Linked DNA regions of Homo sapiens: region 1 is linked to region 2. The links are chromatin loops, found by intact Hi-C in ENCODE. Cell type or tissue: heart left ventricle. All regions are shown on one strand. Each heading gives the region's core, and the rest is flanking DNA. Links, peaks and the distances in the headings are about the cores only. Region 1 overlaps RGS3 (regulator of G protein signaling 3). Region 2 overlaps RGS3 (regulator of G protein signaling 3).

Region 1 (9,282 bases), core at 611-8,610, 64 kb before region 2:
ATGCCACCTCCCATTCCACAGTCCTTCTCCTGGCTGCCTTCGGCCTGCTGTCAAGGTTCCTGCCAGCCATGTGGTCCCCAGAGGCACTGCCAAGACCTTTCTCTGCCTCTCTCCTTGTTCCCTTACCCTCTGCCACCCTTCCCTGAGTCCCCGAGCTCTGCTATTTGCCCAAGGCTAACCCCAGTAAGAGGTAACTGAGGACACCACAGAGAGCCCTGGCTATGTGGCGAAAAGCATGCCCAGTTCCAAATACACACCCCCCTTTCTAAGTTGGGAGCCGCTGACAGTTCTCCGGCAGCAGCCTGAGCCACGGTACCAGGTGCAAGCGGGCTGGCCCATGGAGGGCAGGGAGAGGGGAGAAGCCCTGGGCCATCTGGAGCATACCTGGCAGCTATCCACACATCTCGAGTGATGACTTAGGCCCACTGCCAGAAGGAAGAGCATGTCCTGGGACCCTCTTCCCTCTCATCTGTGCCCGGAAGCTCTGATCTCCCAAGAGGCTTATGGCTCTAGCACACCTCCCACCATCCTGCCCCCATCCCCACTCCAATCCTGGAAGCCAGGGTACAGCTGGTTGTGCAGGGGCAGGCAGCACTCCCTGAGGCTGAGCCTGGCTGGTCTGCTGTGAGTGGCTCCAGCTTCTCCAGGCTTAGGGGGCTGAGCCATAAGCAGCCTTGTTTATTCCTGGGAGGAATGATGGTTTTCCCTAAGCAATGACATCTTGGAAACTGCCTGGCTCCACAAACAACAACAAACCTCCCAGCTTCGGCTTGGGCTGCAGCTTGCATGCGAAGGCTCCTGCCCAGAGGCGCCTGGGGAACAGGCTGGGGGCTGCTTCTCTGCTGCACCAAGCCCTGGCCCTGACCATTGACTTTTGGAAGCCAGGAAGAGGAGACGGCCTGCAAAGAATCAGAGAACTGGATATTTGGAAGGCACCTGGCAGTACTTGGTCCAGTCCCTAGTTGCTACAAAGGAGAAACTGAGGTGAGAAACAAGGCATATTTGCCTGAAATCATCAGTAAGAAGGGACGAGAAGGTGCCGCAGTCTCCAGCCCACCGACCAAGGGGCTTTGTCTATTGCACATGCTGCTTTTCCCAGAGGATAGCAGGGCTCTAGTCAGTGAGCCCGAAGGTCCAAAAGGGACATGTCACTGGTGAGTCCAGAAAGAGAGCCCCAAGATGAAACCTGGATACTCTGAGACATCCAGTTGGTGCAGTACAGAGAGGCCTGGGCAGGGGAACCTGAGTTCTTGTCCCTGATTTCCTGCTGAGTCGCATGTCACCTCAGGCAAGTGTCCTTCCTCTCCTGCCTCAGTTCTCTATCTATCTATCTATAGTTTGGTGCAAAAGTAATTGCGGTTTTACATTACTCTTAATGGCAAAAACCGCAGTTGCTTTTACACCAACCTAATAGAAGGCAAAGAGACTGCCATCTCCAGGGCCTTAAGAGGCCAATGGGAAGCAGCTCTCAAGGCCCCCAGGGACCCAGCTGGGGATAGGCACTCTCTCTTCAGCTGTGCCTCTTCTGAGGGAGCCACACAGACCACTGGCTTGAGGATCAATAACCCCAGACCTACTCTGGTTGGCACCATCCCAAGAGGGTCCAGGGAGCTGAGCTCCAATCCCCTGTAGTCTGTGCAAAGGTCCTTCAGCATTGCATTTCAACAAGCCAGGGCTATCCCCTCCACCCTCCATGGCCCAGGCTATGCTGTGAATTCCACCTAGCCCAGCATGACCCCTGAGTGGATTCTCCCTATGGTCTCCGCCAGGATGAAGCCAAAATTCTCCCCGCCTCACCTCCTATCAAACCCAGCCCCATCCCTTGGCCCTATGGATGCAACTTTGACATTCAGAGCCTAGGCCTCTCCTAAAGGGGCTCCCCGACAGGCCCTCTATGCCAGGCACAGAGCTAGGAGATGGGCGGACACAGCTGACTTGCATGTCACTGTTTGTCCTCAAAGAAAACCTGCCCTAGCCAGGACAATGCAACGCCCCTCTCCAACCATGCCCCAGGCCCCTGGCCAGGTCCTTGCGACTAAGGAATGAATAAGGCCCAGATTCTGCATACATAGGACACAAAGCAATATCCATGGGTGCCACCACCAATGGACAGACTCATTCTGGCTGGAGTATTTGCTCTAGTTGTGGAAGTTTGGATAAAATAAGACATGGAGGGGGAGGGGAGGGGAGGGGAGGGGAGGGGTTTCCAGGCAGCTGGAACAGCATTTGCAAAGGCAAGGAAGCCTGGAAGTGCAATGATTTCACTGATACCACATACTTATAATCAGAAGTCCCATCAACAATTTCTGGCTCAAAGCCCTGGAGACTTCTCACGAGGAGTGGTCACTTGCCTCAACTGCCTCATCCTCACAATCTGCCTGCTTCTCAGAAGCCAGTCTGGGCTTGCAGTGAGCCCTGTTGTGGAACTCGGCTCCCTGAAGGGCCTGCCCTAGGCTAAGCCACACCATGTGCTAGGGCTGGGGAAGAGGGGAGGTGCCCCTTGGCTGGGCACAGAGGACTCAAGGGGCCTTGGTGGAAACTTTGACTATGCCTGCAGTGCCCTGGCTGGGATCCCACAGGCACCAGCAGGGCAGCCTCTGCGGCTCCTTCCCTTGAGGAGATGTACCCACTCTAGCACTGGGAGAGGACGCCAGATAGCCACCCAGCCAGAAGGCCTGAGGGCAGCAGGATGTGGAAAGTTTTCAAGCATCGCTGTGGGGCCTGGTGTACCAAGCCTCTCAGGTCAGGAAGGTCAGATTTGAAGCTGAATTATAATACTTAGTTCAGGTCAGGGAAATGGTTTCCCACATGTCCTGTTCTTGCTGTTCTAGGAGGCAGAAGTTCTCTATCCTGGTCCCTGCTCAGCCACAGACCTGCTGCTCAAACTTGGACAAGGCTCCTCCCCTTTCTGGGTCCAGATTTATCCTCCTGCCCTGAGTCCTAGGGTTCAAGGGTTCTTCCTGGACACCTGGGAACAAGAATAGAGATGTGGACCCTCCAGGCTGGGAAAAGAATTAGCCTCTGTCTGCTCACAGTGGCCAGCTCTGTGGTGTGAGCCTGTCTCTACCACCACCCCCTGCCTGATGGGTCTCAGCTGGAGCCAAGGGAGCAGGTGCAGGCCCTCTCCCATGGGGTTGGAGGTCAGAGGCAAAGCATCTTTGCTTGTGCTTCCAGTGGACGTTTCAGCAGAGGCCGTCTCAGGGACCAAAGGCAACCCGCTGAGACTAGTTCCAGAGACCACCTCTTCCCCTGCCAGTGAAACTAGACACGAGCTTCCATCCCTGGTGCCTGGTGTGCGGCCAGCACCCCTGATACAATAGCCAACCCTGCTGGCTGAGCGCTCCCCTCCCATGCAGTGTCCCGACTTTTTGGCCACCAAACATTTCTTGTTTCTCTGAGAAAGAAAAGCTGGCTGTCCAGCCTAGAAGTGGGGAGCAGCCAACAGAGGAAGCATCCCCCAAAACTTGCAGGGCTCCCAGCCCCTGAGACAGACAGACAGACAGACACACACACACACACACACACACACACACACACACACACAGAGCTATCTCAGAACAGAGCACAAATGGTTTGGTTGCAACATGCCTATCAATGGCTGCCCTGGGGAAGAAACAATAGAAACAGGGGCACAGGGTGGCTTGGATGCCCGCCCACCACACACACAGTCCTGTCACCAAGGTACCTACCCAGCATACTCCAGCAGGGACCCAGGCGACTCCTGGCTGCCGCTCCTGCCAGCTCGCCCGCCCAGGTTTCCACCCGGCTCCTCCCGCAGGCGGGCGGCCGTGGCTGTGGCAGCTCCTGGCGGCCGTGTCAAGCGGCTGCCTTCCCCAGACAGAGCTCCTTTGTGTCAGCAGAGCTATTTATGGACTTACCCAAGTTCCCCAGGGGAGCGATACCTGCTAGGAAAAGCAGAACCAAATGACCAGGTTCCACCTCCCACATCTAGGTAGCGCTTTCAAAACCCTTGCATCACCCGTCCCTCCTCCTCTTCCTCCTCCTCCTACTTGTCCTCCTCCTCTTCCTCCTCCTCCAGCGCCTTTCCCAAACACACACCCTGTCTAGCCGGCCACCGCCACTCTGGAGAGAGGCTGGATTTCTTTCTTCCATTAAACAGAAAACTCTGTGGTTTCTCAAAGCACTTTCATCCGAGATGGAGTCCGGGATGTCTCAAAGAAGAGGGTCCTGGGCCAGCCCGTCCTTCTGCCCACCCCGCGAGGGGCCCAGCTGGCTCCCGGGTTACATGCTCACACGCATAGGCTGTGGGTCCCCTGTGGCTCATCCCCAGGGCCCAAGCTGGCCCCAAAGTGCTGCTCCGGGGGAGAGGCGTCCATCCCTCACAACGGCACCCCCTGGCACTGGGATCCCTAGCAGGCTCCACCCCACACACATCCTGAGGGCTCCCAGGCTGGGGCAGCGCAAAGCCGCCTCCAGCCGGCCTGCTGGCAGCCGCTCCCTGCAAGACCAAGCCAATCACCGAGGCACCGAGGCTTCCCTGTCACACCCCCACCCCGACGCTGTTCCTGTCCCAGTGGGAGGCTGCAACTGAACCCAGGCTCCTGCAGCCAGCACACGCTGACTTCCAGAATGCGACTGCCCCCAGGGTGGGGGGTGGCAGCTTCAGTCCCTTCCCAGCACACAGCTGAATCTTTGAATGCTAAACTCTGCAGAATCCTATGTGGAAAGAGAACCTGGGGCTTCCTCCCCCGGAGACAGCCAGCTGGGAGGGCAGTTTGGACTGTAACATCCTGTTACAGTAATATTGGCTATAATGAGAGTTACAGCCCTGAATGACAGAGACATCCCCAAGGAGGAACTGCGGGGGCAGTGGAACAAGCCCTGGACTGGGAGGAGAGGGTCCCCAGCTCCAGTTCCAGCTCCAGCACTGGTTAATTGGGTGTCACTGAGCAAGTTCCTTCCCCTCTCTGAGCCTCGGTTTCTTCATCTGTAAAAGGAGGCTGCTAACCTTAACCTGCCCACCTGTGGGATGAATAGAGGATTCTCTGAGCTGGCTCTTGGCTACCCTTTCTTGAGCATGAACTCCGTGCCAGGCCCTGTTCCCAGAGCTCTGCCTGCATTAATTCACTGAATCCTCACCAGCAGCTTGTGAGGAGGGGAGGACTATGATTACCCCAGTTACAGATGAAGAGTCCAAAGTACAGAATGGCAAAGGAAGTTGCCCACAGTCACATAGCCAGTTGTCTGTATAGCCAGGACTGAAAACTAGTTGCTCCTACTCACCATGCCCGCTCTTAACCACCATACAGCCAGACAACTGCAAGATGCTGCTGTGCCAGCACAGAGCTGTTCTCTGGTGCTGCAGTTTGTCATGATGTTGACAAATGCACCCTGGGCTGTCCCTGAGGCCCAAGTTGGGAATGCCCAACTTGTGGCTGGCTCCCACCAGAGCAGCAGGCATCCTGGGATGATGGCACAGAAAAAATGGACAGAAGGAGCCTCTATTTTCCCATGCCCACCCCACCCACCTTGGCCACCTAGGCTGAAGCACGGTGTCTCTGTCTCTTTCTCTCCCTATGGTAGAGACCCCCCAGGGTCTCGGGATGTTTCTGCCTGTATCCCTGCCCCTGTCTATCTCTGACTCTGTATTCCTGACTCTCTCACATACACAAGCATATACATGCACACTGCTACAAGAAAACATTCTTTATCGGGTCGACTCAGAATAGCCCTCCTCTGAGTTGGTCACTTACAAACTCCAACCAGTGTTTCATCTTGTCCCTGGGGGCAGAACCAAGGCAGTCCTTGCAGGGCCTAGGAACCTTCTAGACTGGAAGGCTGTCATCCTGCTGGCTCCTGAAAAGCAGGATTCACCCTTGGCCTGGGAAGCTAAGGAGGTGAGTCTCAAGAGATGGCCAATTCTGATGGAGCTAAACAATCACCAATGAGGCTGGCTGGTTTCTAGGATGGAATTTCTGGTGTGTGGGATAAGATTTCTTAGGGTGGGGAGCCTGAATATAGGATTCCTTCACGTCAGAGGTGCCCTCGAGCTTCAGCTGAGTTGTCACCTTCTTTCAATCAACAAACAGTTACAGAGCATAGACTCTGTGCCAGGCTCTGTGTTAGGCCCTGGGGATTGGCAGAGAACCAATAGGCAGGGCCCTGCATTCACAAAGCTGACAGTCCAGTGAGGGAGGCAGACATTAGCCATGGAGTGAGACTAATGACTCCAAAATTACGCCCTATGCTGTGATGGGCAAAGCAGCTCTGCCAACCCAGTGTGCTGAGTCCAGAACGAGTCCAGAATACATTCATCAATGCTCTGGACCATAGCATGGTGAGGAAAGGGTAGAGCAGCTCAGTGCCCCAAGGCCCAGAGCCTGCCAGGCCAGGATAGGAGAGCATCCCATGGCTGGAGGAGCCCTGGGGCAGCCACTGCCCTCTGCCTCCCATAGCTCCAGACACAAATCAACAGGGCTGGGGGGCCTCCCAGTGTATAGCCTAGGGCAGGATAGGGGAGTCACTGGCAGCCAGGCTTTCTAAGCCAGAGGGCCCTTGGAGATCTTTCACTGTTGTTTCCCATTTACAGTCAGTGAAACTGAGGCCCAGAGAGGGAAAGTAACTTTCCCAAGGAAACACAGCAACTGAGTGGCAGGGCTGGGATTGCTAACTCCCAGTCCAGTGCTCTGTTCACCACATCCCAGTGCTTCTCAGAGGTACATAAATGATGGTGCTGTTCAGTACAGGAGAAACTGGGATCTAGAGAGTGGTAAGATCTAGGTGGCCCACAGGCCCAGGGGTCAGCACCCGGGTACTCAGGAACTGGGCCCCAATCACTGATCCACATATTTCATACATAACAAACACTTATCTGACACATGACAGCACTGCTCTAAGCACTTTCTGATTACTGATTGATGGACTGATTGATTGAATCCTCATAGCCCTATCAGATATGATTTCTTTTTTTTTTTTTTTTTTTGAGACAGAGTCTTGCTCTGTCACCCAGGCTGGAGTGCAGTGGCACGATCTTGGCTCACTGCAACCTCTGCCTCCTGGATTCAGGCAATTCTCATGCCACAGCCTCCCTAGTAGCTGGGACTACAGGCGTGCGCCACCACACCCAGCTGATTTTTTGCATTTTTAGTAGAGGTGGGGTTTCACCATGTTGGCCAGGCTGATCTTGAACTCCTGGCCTCAAGCAATCTGCCCGTCTCAGCCTCCCAAAGTGCTGGGATTACGGGCAAGAGCCACGTGCCCAGCCTCAGATATGATTTCTAATATCCCCATTTTATGGATGTGTAAGCAGAGGCATAGAGAGACTAAGGTCACACTCTAGTAAGTTCAGGGCTACAGATGAAGCCCACTTCACTTTCCACTGTGTCCTGCACCATGGCGCAGGGCAGCCCATGGAACAGATGAGCCCATCAGTTACACAGAGAACTGTACAGCCCAACCACACAGGCAAACTCCACACTGTTCAGACAGGTTGGCAGCAGCTCCCAGGGCTAGGACCAGCGAGGTTCAGCAGGGACCCACCTCCTATTTTTGGAATACAGTACCCCCAAGCAGAGCCCAAGTCTTTAGACAGGCCCCAGGGGGGATGCAGCAACAGCCTGGGATGCAGCCAGGTGCCAGAGACAGGCTGCTCCCCTACAGCCCACACCACAGTGAGATTTCCGCTGTCTTCCTTTACTGCTTCCATTGCGTGAAGACCAATGCACCTCATGGGTTTATGCTCCCAAGACCCCATCACGAGCATGTAATTCAGCACTTTGGGAGGCTGAGGTGGGAGGATCATTTGAGCCCAGGAGGTCAAGACCAGCCTGGGCAACATAGGAAGACTCCATCTCTACAAAAAAAAAAAAAAAATTAAAAATTAGCTGGGCATGGTGCTGTGTGCCTGTGATCCCAGCTACTCAAGAGGCTGAAGTGGGAGGATCGCTTGAGCCCAGGAGGTTGAGGCTGCAATGAGCCGTGATAATTGTGCCACTGCACTCCCAGCTGGGTGACAGAGCAAGACCCCGTGAAAGAGAGAGACAGAGAGAGAGAGAGAGACAGAAAGAGGGGGAGAAGAAAGAAAAGAAAAGGAAAGGAAAGAAAGAAAAAGAAAAGAAGAGAAGGGAAGAGAAGAGGCCAGGCACAGTGGCTCACACCTGTAATCCCAGCACTTTGGGAGGTGGAGGCAGGGGGATAACTTGAGGTCAGGAGTTTGAGACCAGCCTGGCCAACATGGTGAAACCTCGTCTCTACTAAAAATACAAAAAAGTAGCTGGGCATGGTGGCATGTGCCTCTAATCCCAGCTACTTGGGAGGCTGAGGCACAAGAATTGCTTGAATCTGGGAGGTGAAGATTGCAGTGAGCCGAGATCACATCACTGCACTCCAGCCTGGGCAACAGAGCAAGACTCCATTTCAAAAAGAAAAAAAGAGAAAGAGAGAGAGAGAAGTCAGGGAAAGATGTGGTCCCAGGAATTCCAGAGCACTTCAGAGTAAGACTAGCCCCTTGCCCCTGCCAGAAGCTGCTTAGCTTTCATCATCCCCAGATACCCCAAGACTGTGCTGGGTACACACCGGCTTCAACTTCTGCAGAGCCCTGCCACTGTCCCAACTCACTGCAGAAGAAAGTGACCACCCCAGGCTGCTCTTTGAAACTCTATGGAAGTGTCTGTATATGGCCACCCCAGTCCAAGCTTTGAATCTGCTAACTCACTTAGAAAGCTCTGAGCTTTTACTTCCTGGGGCTCACAGCCCTGGTTTGGGAGTCTAGAGACTCTATGCAAAAAGGCCCTCCCCACTGCAGAGTCGGCCAAGAAATGTTAATTAGTTATTTCAATAACCACTGAATCCCTGCTCTGTGCCGGAGCCGGTACTAGGAACTAAGGATACAGAGCTGGCCGGAGCAGCCCGCCCATGGGATGGAACTTGGAGGGGGTCATGGCAGATGAAGCCGCTGATGCTGCAAACGGGGGCTGCCATGCTGTGTTTTGGCCTCTAGGACCCTAGCACCTGGGCAGGGGACACATTCTCCTATTGCTTGCTTGGTGTAGGTCTTGCTCTTCCTGGTGGCACGGGCCTTGTTCTGGGGCACCTGACACAAATGGTGGGGTGGGGTAAGACAGAGCAGGTATCCTCAGGTTCAAGTTCACAGGGAGCTGTGGTTTGTGGCCTGCAGAACCCAGGGTAAGCCCGTTCCCCTTCCTGATCTCAGTCCTCCATCTCTAAAATGAGACCAGGAAGTGGTTGTCCAGTGGCCCCAGCCCTACTCCTCCCCTCCCATGGACAGTCCCATGCCCCTTCAGGCCCTCTCACTAAAGGAAT
Region 2 (9,282 bases), core at 857-8,856:
CTCAGCAAGTAAACCCAGGCTGATGTGGGGAGGGCCTGGGATGGACAAGGTCTTGGAAAAGCAAACTTTGCCATCCTGAGCCCCAGCAGCCCCAGCCCTTGATCCAAGGGCCCACCAGCACTGCATGACTCAGCCTCACCTTTGATCCACTGTTTTCCTGGCTCCCTTCTTCCTTTCTCACAGAGGTTCACAGAGCGTTAGCCTGGGGCGGGCCCTGTGCTAAGGGCCCAAAGTCAAGGCCAGCCTGGTCACTGCCCTCCCAGAGCACAGGGGAGGAAACACTGGGACACACTCACTCCATCTCAGGCCAAGGGTCAGAGGAAGAGAGCTGAGGTTCTGGGGGCCAATCTGTGGCCAGGGCCCCAAGGCATCCCATGAGGACTCCCAGGTAAGGTCACAGATAGGCTTCCTGGCTGAACCTGAACTAGCCACTGACTCATGTGCCTGCTGAGGCCCATGTGCTTGACAGGTCCACAACTCCTACTTTCAGAAGTCCATGAGAGGGCCTTGCCATCTGGATGCTCTTTTCAAACTGGCACACAATTATTGAGCTCCTACAGCATGCCAGGCTCTGTGGACATACAGAGGCATGCAGCCTTGGTCTCTGGTTCCCAGAGGAGCACGAGGGTACACAAACCTCTCCAGAGTGAAGCAGGGCACAGCGGGCACTAAAGAAAAGCAGGAGGACTGGGCCATTCTCAGTCCTTTATGCTCCGACTATGGACGCCATGCTTGGCACATGGTAGGAACTCAGCAGAGGCTAATGCAGGGAGGACAGCCTGGCAGTGTCCCACACACAGGAGGATGTAGGGTGGTCTGCCAGCCCATTCCGGCTGCTAAAGGCAGCACAAATCAGAAAAGGGATTCAAGGGGTCCCGAGAGACCCCCTAGAGAAACTGGGACTTGGGGTGGGCCCTGGTGAGGCACAGGGAAGGGTGTCCCAAGTGAGTTGAGACAAAGGCCAGCTCAGCAAGCTTGGAAAAGGTCAAGGGCACAAGCCTTGTCAGGAGACTTCTGTCTCCTTCCTTTGAGGGTTGTCCCTGCAAGACTAGGCACCTGCACTCATTCACCTACCCACCATCCCAGGGCCAGGCATAAGGAAGGTGAGTGGGAGGGGGCTCAGAGTGACCAAGGGCCTTGGAAGCTGCAGGGACCTCTGAGGCTCTGCTTCCCACCAGCCCCGGGCCTGGATTCAAAGCAAGTTTGTAAAACAGGAAACCTGACAGACAAGGGGAAGGGGGAGGAGGCAGGAAAATACCCCGTTCCCATAAGAATTCTGGGAAAACACGCAGCTAAGACAGGAAGAGAAAAAAATGGAAAGAAAGAAAGAAAAACAAACGCGGGTACGAGTGTGGAAAGCTGGGGGAAAGGAGCAGCCACTAGTTGCCGGGCCCGCCTGAGGCCAGGGAAGACGCCAGGAGCCTGGCCCCCTCCATGGAACCAGCGGGGATTTTTTAGGGGCCTCACAAGCCAACCCTCAACCCAAGCACAAGCTGGGGTCCCAAAGCCTATCCAGCACTTCCCCACCCCTACCCCATCCAGGGCCAAAGCCCCCTGCATAGAAAACCCATCCCAGCACCCTGGGCTCTGGATGGCCAGTTATGGGGCAGTAACTGGAGAGTGGGGTCTGGGGAGGAGTGTGCTCCAAGAAAACAGCCTCCTCCTCCCACACCCAGACCCCACATCCAAGCAGGACTGTGGGCTGGGGGCCCCTCACCCTCCTGGGCACCAGCTTAAGAAGTGCCAGCCCAGACCACAGTCCAAGCCAGATGGGAGTGTGAAGGAGGGGAAGAGGAGAGGGTGCCGGGAGGCAAGCTCACCTCCTAGCTCGGAGGAAGCAGAATTACACTCTGTCCACCATGATCACTGACCACATTGAGAGGGTAGTGTCCAAAGAACCTGACCATCCCTGCAGCCCCTAGGGGAATGAGTATGCCCATTTTACAGACAAGGAGATAAGACTCGAAGTGCCACCCCCTCCACCCTCCGGCTCTCAGCCCTGCTCTGACCTGGAGGTGAAAGGAGCAGCCCTGCCCCGAGGCCTTGGCGGCTTCTGACAGAGCCTGTCCTTCCTGCGGGTGGTTCTCGCTCTTTCCTGTCCAGGGCAGGAACAGCCACTGCTCCCAGGTCTCACCCATGCCAGCCCCTTACCTCTGCTCTCCTGTCTAGTTTCTGTTCCTCTGTCCTGCCTAGACTGTAATCCCCAAATTCTGCCATGTATTAAACACCTCCTAGATAAATATGCACAGCAGACACTGAGCCAGGCTCTTCACACACATCATCCTATTCACTCCCATGGCACCATCGCTGGATTTCATTATCCTATTTTACTGACTAGGAGATAAAGGCTCAGAGAGGAACAGTGACTTGCTCAAAAGCCACAGCTAAAGAGGAACAGAGCTAGATTTGAGCTCAGACCTGACAAAAAGCTTGCTGCTCTCAATTCTGCACTGGTTTCTAACACAGAAACCATCTTGAACTCTGAGTCCCTGAGCCCTAGGTCCAGCCCACAATTGCTCCTGGCCCCACTCTGACAGCCAGCATGCCCAGTCTTCTAGCCCATAGCCCCAGGGTGACCAAGGACTACTAGATGTCCCAACCAGTGCTCTCTCTGTCTCACCACTCTGCCATCCAGACGCTAGTGTCGCAGGGGCTGCTTTTCCCAGCCCCATGAGGGCAGGAAACACAGAGTGGGGCCTGAAGGGCAGAACCTGAGAGCGGGGGAGGGCTAGAGAGAAAACACTGGATCCCCTAGCAGGCAGGTGGGGGGGCAGGGACCCCTCTGGGCATCTCCCTGGGACCTAAGCACTGCCAGTCAGAGGAGTCAAGACCCACAGTCCAATCTGGTCATTAAAACAAATAGAGGGGCTTCTCTATGTGATTTTTTAAAATCAGGACAATTTCAGAACTCCCTTCCAGATTAGATATCACTTGCCTTCACCATCCCTAACCCCATTCCTATTTTATGAGAAAAAATGGCCCATCACAGTTCTAGAAGAGGCTCAGGGGAGCTAATGGGATCATAATGGCCCAGTCTTCCCCCTTTCTAAGACCGGAGGCTAAGAGGCCAAACCCTCACTGTAAAGTTGGATTCCAAAGCCAAAGGAATCCTGAGCCATAGTGAGGCATCAGCAGTAGGGGAGAGGAAAGTTATACATATGTACATATACACGAAAACACCCGATCTCACATATGAGCACGTGCCAACATACACGCACAGGGGGCAGAATGGGCACTGCTGTCCTGTCAGAAGCAGGAAAAGTTAGCAAAAATACAAACTCTGCTCCCAGCTGCTCAGCAACCATGGCATTTTCAATCTCACACCCACAGCCCCTCCCCAGATAAAAAGAACAGAAAGCTAGCTGGATTATCTCACCAAAAACACCACCCAGCCAGTGGTTAGGACTCCATACAGAGCTGGGCCCTAAAGGGGCCTTGGGTCCAGCTCCTGTCTCTATCCTCCTCCCCATATCCAAGTGAGCCTGCAGGGAGCAGGAAAGGTCAAAGAAGACCTTGTGAGGAGCGAGATCCTTCTCAGATGGTCCCTCTACCCCTATCCCTGAACACCCCACAGGCTCCCCACAAGAGGCCAAGCACCCACCTGGCGGTAGCGGCGCTCCGAGCACACCTTGCAGAGCCCATTGAAGCGGTTCATGGCTGCGGGTCCTGCCTCGGCTGCCGCCCCATGAAAACCCAGCTCTCCCCCAGCAGCGGGAGCCCGCACTGGACCCGTCAGCCTGGCATGAGCACCCTGGGAAGCCCGCCCCACAGAAGAATGGCAGGAAATCACCTCTCACCTCCCCAAGCCCTGTCTGTGCTGTGTGCCTCTGCACGATAAGCCCGAAGGCTTCCTGAAACCTCAGAATGACAAGGAAGAGGGAGAGTTTTATATTAAAATTCCTGTCAACTAGTTAGTATTCCCCGGGCCCGGCGGGGAGAGGGCGCCTTTGTTCTGGCTGCATTCTCCGCCATGGGCCACTTTGTGATTCCAATGTTCTCACAAACACCCCTCACTGGAGGAGAACCCAGGCAGAAAACGTGGCTGCTCTATAACAACACCTCCTCCCCCTGCAAGTCCCAGGGACCCTGCTAGAAATCCAGGAGACTGCCCCAGCCTAAAGAATCCAAGGATACCTTGGGGGGGTTTGCACTCACAGACATCCCATCTCATGACAGGGAACATAAAACATTTGGAGTCTGAAGACCTGCCTGCCACTTGGAAACTACTTAAAAGTCAGTTTCGGCCAGGCGTGGTGGCTCATGCCTATAATCTCAACACTTTGGGAGGCCAAGGCAGATGGATCACTTGGGGTCAGGAGTTCAAGACCAGCCTGGTCAACATGGTAAAACCTTGTCTCTACTTAAAAAATACAAAAATTAGCTGGGCGTGGTGGCAGGCGCCTGTAGTCCTAGCTACTTGGGAGGCTAAGGCAGGAGAATCACTTGAACCCAGGAGGCAGAGGTTGCAGTGAGCTGAGATCATGCCACGGTACTCCAGCCTGGGTGACAGAGAAAGAGTCTGTCTCAAAAAAAAAAAAAAAAAAGTCAATTTATTTGTCCTTTGTCCATGGAAGTGGTTTGCTGTCAGGATCTGGTGATACACATGGACCATAAAGTCAAATGTGGAAGGGATTTCCAGGTCATCAGACAACCCAGCGTCCTCATCTTACTGACAAACAAACTGAGGCCTGGAGAGGTTATGGTCAAACAGCAGGGCAGTGTGGGGCTAGGACCAGAACCTGGGTCCTATTTCTTGCCTGGCAGTCCCAGGATAGCATCCTGCAGAGCAGCGCATGGTGAGCCCAGCTGCTTTTGCCCATCTCAGAGCCCCTGGGGAAGCCCAGCCACACACTCAAGTCCTTGATGACAGAGGGTTCCTTGGTTCAACCCAGCTTTGGTTGCTGTGTGACTGTGGGCAGGTCACCCAGGTTTCTGGGCCTCCATCTCCCCACCTGCACAGCACAGGAGCTGAAGAGATGGCCTCTGGGGGCTCTCCCCCGGCCCCAACCAAGCCTCTGAGAAGCACACCCTCTTTGCTGAGTCCCACAGACATCTCTGAGCACATAAGTTCAGGAAAATCCAGTGCACCTCAGAACAAGGGGCTCAGGGCCTGTGTGCAGAATCCAGCACGCAGGAGGACTTTACAAGCCACCAAGAAACCTGTGATGTTGGAGGAAGCAAACTTACGGTGTTGATGCCCATGTAATTTCCATGAATCACGAGGGAGGCCCCCTGATCACCATCCTCTCTGTGCTTGGCAAGTAGAAAGAGAGGAGGAAAGGTCTTTGCAGTTCCCCACAGAAGCCAGAGGAAAGCTTTTCAACTAATGAAACCACAGAAAACAAACCTGACAAGTTACTCCTGGCAAGTTTCTCTGTCTAACCCAGTCGCAGCTAGACACATGTGCCAGGTAAACTGAAATTACTTAAAACTAAAGTTGACACTCAGTTCCCCAGTCACACTAGCCACTAAGTGCTCAATAGCCACAGGTAGCAGGTGGTCACCACACTGGCCAGCACAGCTCTAGACTGCTCCATGGGGCAGGGCCTTAGACAGGTCCAGAGCTGCATCCCAGCACCCAGCACAGGGCCCAGCCTACATAGGTGGAAATATTTAATGAATGATGAATGAGTGAATGACTTGAGTCAGTGAACGTGAAAATGTTTGGTAGATTGTAATACGCCGATATTGTGTAATACGTAAAATACTATTAGGAACTACAGCAATGTCTTATATTCCCAGCTAGGCCATGCACAGGAGGCAGTGTGCCACAGCACACTGAAAAGGTGGCCAGCCCTCACTCAGAGCCTGCCTTCACCACCTGCCAGCTGTGTGGCCACAGAGAGGGCCTAATGCTCTGAACCATGTATGTCCCTCTCATCTGTGAGATGCGGAAGTAACAGCTGCCTTAGAGCGGGCAGTGAAGATTAGGTAACAGCACCTGGTATACAGGGGCTAATGAATTGCTGGGAGTTTGTTTCTCCTTTTTTTTTTTTTTTTTTTTTGAGATGGAATCTCGTTCTCTTGCCTAGGCTGGAATGCAGCGGTACAATCTCCGCTCACTGCAACCTCCACCTCCCAGGTTCAAGCGATTCTTCTGCCTCAGCCTCCCAAGTAGCTGGGACTACAGGTGCACACCACCATGCCTGGCTAATTTTTGTATTTTTAGTAGAGACATGGTTTCACCATATTAGCCAGGCTGGTCTCGAACTCTTGACCTCAAGTGATCTGCCCACCTCAGCCTTTCAAAGTGCTGGTATTACAGGCATCAGCCACCGTGCCCGGTCCTTTTTTTTTTTTTTTTTTTTTTCAATTGAGACAGAGTCTTGCTCTGTCACCCAGGCTGGAGTGCAGTGGCATGATCTCAGCTCACTGCAACCTCCGCTGCCTGGGTTCAAGTGATTCTCCTGCCTCAGCCTCCCAAGTAGCTGGGACTACAGACGCCCAGCACCATGTCTAGTTAATTTTTTTGTATTTTTAGTAGAGACAAGGTTTCACCGTGTTGGCCAGGCTGGTCTTGAACTCCTTACCTCAGGTGATCCGCCCACCTCGGCCTCCCAAAGTGCTGGGATCACAAGCGTGGGCCACCACACCTGGCCAAGTAATTCCCTCTCTTACTTGTTAAAGAAAACCGTAGATCCCCTGCCATGCCCTGCAAAGAGATGGAATGACTTTTGGAGAATTCTCCCAACTCCTTATATGAAAAAGGCTCCTTTCCAGACTTGAAGCCCTAATAGAGTTAGAACACCTTGGTCTCAGGTTCAGAATCGCAGCTGCCCCCTGACATCAAGCAGGCCTAACCTGGGAGGGTGATTCGGCCTCAGTCCCAGGGGAAGCAGGGGGCCGAGAAGTCTGTGGGAAGGGGAGGACTCGGTTTCTAGAGGCCCAAAGTTAGTAAGATCCAGATGCTTCCATTTCCAGAGGTGGGGGCCTGGCCATTTCCCCACCCCTGCCACGATCATGGATACCCTGAGAAGAGCATTTATTTCCTGTAATACACCTCAGGAAAATCAAGAAATTATTCCTTCTGAGTACATGACTTGCTGAGTTTCAAGCACCAAATGCTGCCCCTTTAGGGGTTTCCCGGGCCCAGGGGCTGTCAAGGAGCAGATCCAGCTCCTGGAGCAATGCCCTAGCTTGTCCCCACCTACCTTTAGTTTCTTCCCATTCTCAGTGTCCCCACCTCCTGGCATTCTCAGCAGCGGGTCTGGAAGGTGACAGAGCAGAATCAGAAAACTTCTGGTGGCAGAGAAGTCTCCCCTCCTCGGACCACCCAGAGGACAGCACTGGGAAACAGGCCCATGGGGCTGCCCAGGGCCACTCCTGGCCTCAGGATGTGGGGACACCTGAGGCTCAATCCAGACAGGGACTCAGGAGCCAGGGCTGCATGTGGGAAAGGCAGAACATGGAAAAGGGTCATGAAATCCACATTCTGAGCCTTAGGGATCATGGCAGGACCTAAACGCCCTGTCTGTAGAGGTGGGTATCCCAAGATGAGCAAGGCAGCCTGGGGGATCCCTGAGACATGGAGCTGGGAAGGGGCCACTGGGGAAGCATAAAGTACCCCACAAGGGAGGGAGCTAAACCACATGGGGTCAGACCATAGCCTCTACAGTAAAAGTCCAACCAGATAAACAGTGGAGGCATGGGCAAGAGGCTTCCTGCAGCCTGCACTCTAGCAAGTGCTCCTGAGAAGTCCCTGCACCCAGCAGGCTGATAGCATTCTCAGTAGCAGGGGCCACCAAATACCAGTACTGATGCCGCTATGCAGGAAAGGAGGGAGGGGGCAGGTCCTGGGAAGGGAAGCTGAAGGGGGTGTGCAGGTACCTCTCAGCGGCCGCAGTCGCCGCCTGGCCACCTTCAAGTGCTTGGTCCGGCCCAGGTGCTCCCCTAGGAGGTAGTACCAACCACTGATCTCCTGTCACGAGAGAAGGAATGGCACGCTCAGACACAGGAGGCAGAAGCACAGGTCAGGCAGCCACCAATCCCCCTCCAAAAGTAGCCACTGGACACCCACCCACAGGAGAGACAGACTCTCCAGCCTTCCTGGCCCCGAGCTGCCATGCCTGCACCTCCAGGAAGCCTTCCGTGATGCTCAGGGCAGATCTGGCTCTCCCCTCTGCCAAATTCCCACAGCCTCTTATCCCTGGAGGACAACCATCTACTTGCCTGTCTCCCCCACTAAGTTGTGCACAGGCTCTTTGATGTGCCTCACACTATGCCTGGTATACAGTAGGAGCCATATTTGTTGACAGAACAGAAGTGAAGGAGTGAAAGAGGGATGGAGAGACCAAAAGGCATCCTGTGGCTCCTGAGCAGTCTCCAGGGGGAACATCTTTTCTAGGAGAATGAAGCCAAGGCTGCAGTCAAGAGAAGCTCTAGACCGGGCGCGGTGGCTCACACCTGTAATCCCAGCACTTTGGGAGGCCGAGACGGGTGGATCACCTGAGGTCAGGAGTTTGAGACCAGCCTGGCCAACATGGTGAAACCCCATCTCTACTAAAAATACAAAAATTAGCCAGGCGTGGTGGCAGATGCCTATAATCCCAGCTACTCAGGAGGCTGAGGCAGGAGAATTGCTTGAACCTGGGAGGCGGAGGTTGCAGCGAGCCAAGATCACAACACTGCATTCCAGCCTGGGCAACAGAGTGAGACTCCGTCTCAAAAGAAAAAAAAAAGAGAGAGAGAGAGAGAAGCTCTTTAGGACTCACATGCAGGATAAAGGGTCCTCAGCCACCCACCCCAGGACAAAAATCTGCGTGGCAGGCCATGCCACAAGCCACCAGGACATTTCCAGGGATGTGCAAAAGGAGTGCTCCCCACCCTCCACCTTCCAGTTTGGGGAGTCCAGTGCAGCGTAGAAATTGATAAGGGACCAGTGACCCAGAGCTAGGAGTCTTGGGTCCCAAAGAGTCCTCCTCCAGCCTGAAGGAAAGCTCCACAGAGGATGGTGCTGCTCACTCCATCCTTGAGCACCTGTTAGGCCCAGAAATATCAGGCCTGGTAGACACATGAAGAGGACCCCTGGAACGGACCACGGGTGCACCTGGCCCTCATCTTCTGGGGCAGGCCCAGGAGTGCTCTGGGCCCCAAGGGATCTGCCAATGTCTTCAACAGCAGACACCAGACTCAGAGCCTCCTGGGAAGACTTGGGGCTGCCTAACAAACTGCTCTCTGGCAAGACAAACCAAGAAGGGGACCCAAACTCTCAGCTAGGCAGGTAATAAACACAGTGCTGCTATGCAGGCCACCCCACAGGGCACCTGTCTCAGTGGGGCACCA

The links. Peaks named below come from ENCODE experiments on the same cell type or tissue, not always from the same donor. Only the 100,000 strongest peaks of a DNase experiment are listed, where the experiment ranks them.
Region 1: it touches region 2 in a loop (2.5-fold over the local background); 17 of 110 quality-filtered maps call a loop at or near these places.

Annotation. Positions count from the first base shown.
Region 1 is chr9:113,560,138-113,569,419 of GRCh38, reverse strand. The region is part of intron 17 of RGS3 (regulator of G protein signaling 3); the gene reads right to left. Among named protein-coding and RNA genes, the nearest start is that of RGS3, 100 kb to the right of the region's middle. RefSeq lists a silencer at 3,735-3,814 and enhancers at 3,797-4,091, 3,518-4,238, 4,239-4,960. In heart left ventricle, for the core only: a CTCF peak has its summit at 3,793; DNase peaks (open chromatin) are centred at 2,489, 3,721 and 4,359; H3K4me3 peaks cover 3,370 bases; H3K27ac peaks cover 5,917 bases.
Region 2 is chr9:113,495,950-113,505,231 of GRCh38, reverse strand. It overlaps RGS3 (regulator of G protein signaling 3), which reads right to left. Exons shown (of 23, transcript NM_001394167.1): 7 at 7,828-7,918; 8 at 7,152-7,207. Among named protein-coding and RNA genes, the nearest start is that of RGS3, 37 kb to the right of the region's middle. RefSeq lists enhancers at 625-1,265, 1,266-1,908. In heart left ventricle, for the core only: a CTCF peak has its summit at 3,915; DNase peaks (open chromatin) are centred at 2,023 and 3,727; H3K4me3 peaks cover 3,589 bases; H3K27ac peaks cover 4,300 bases.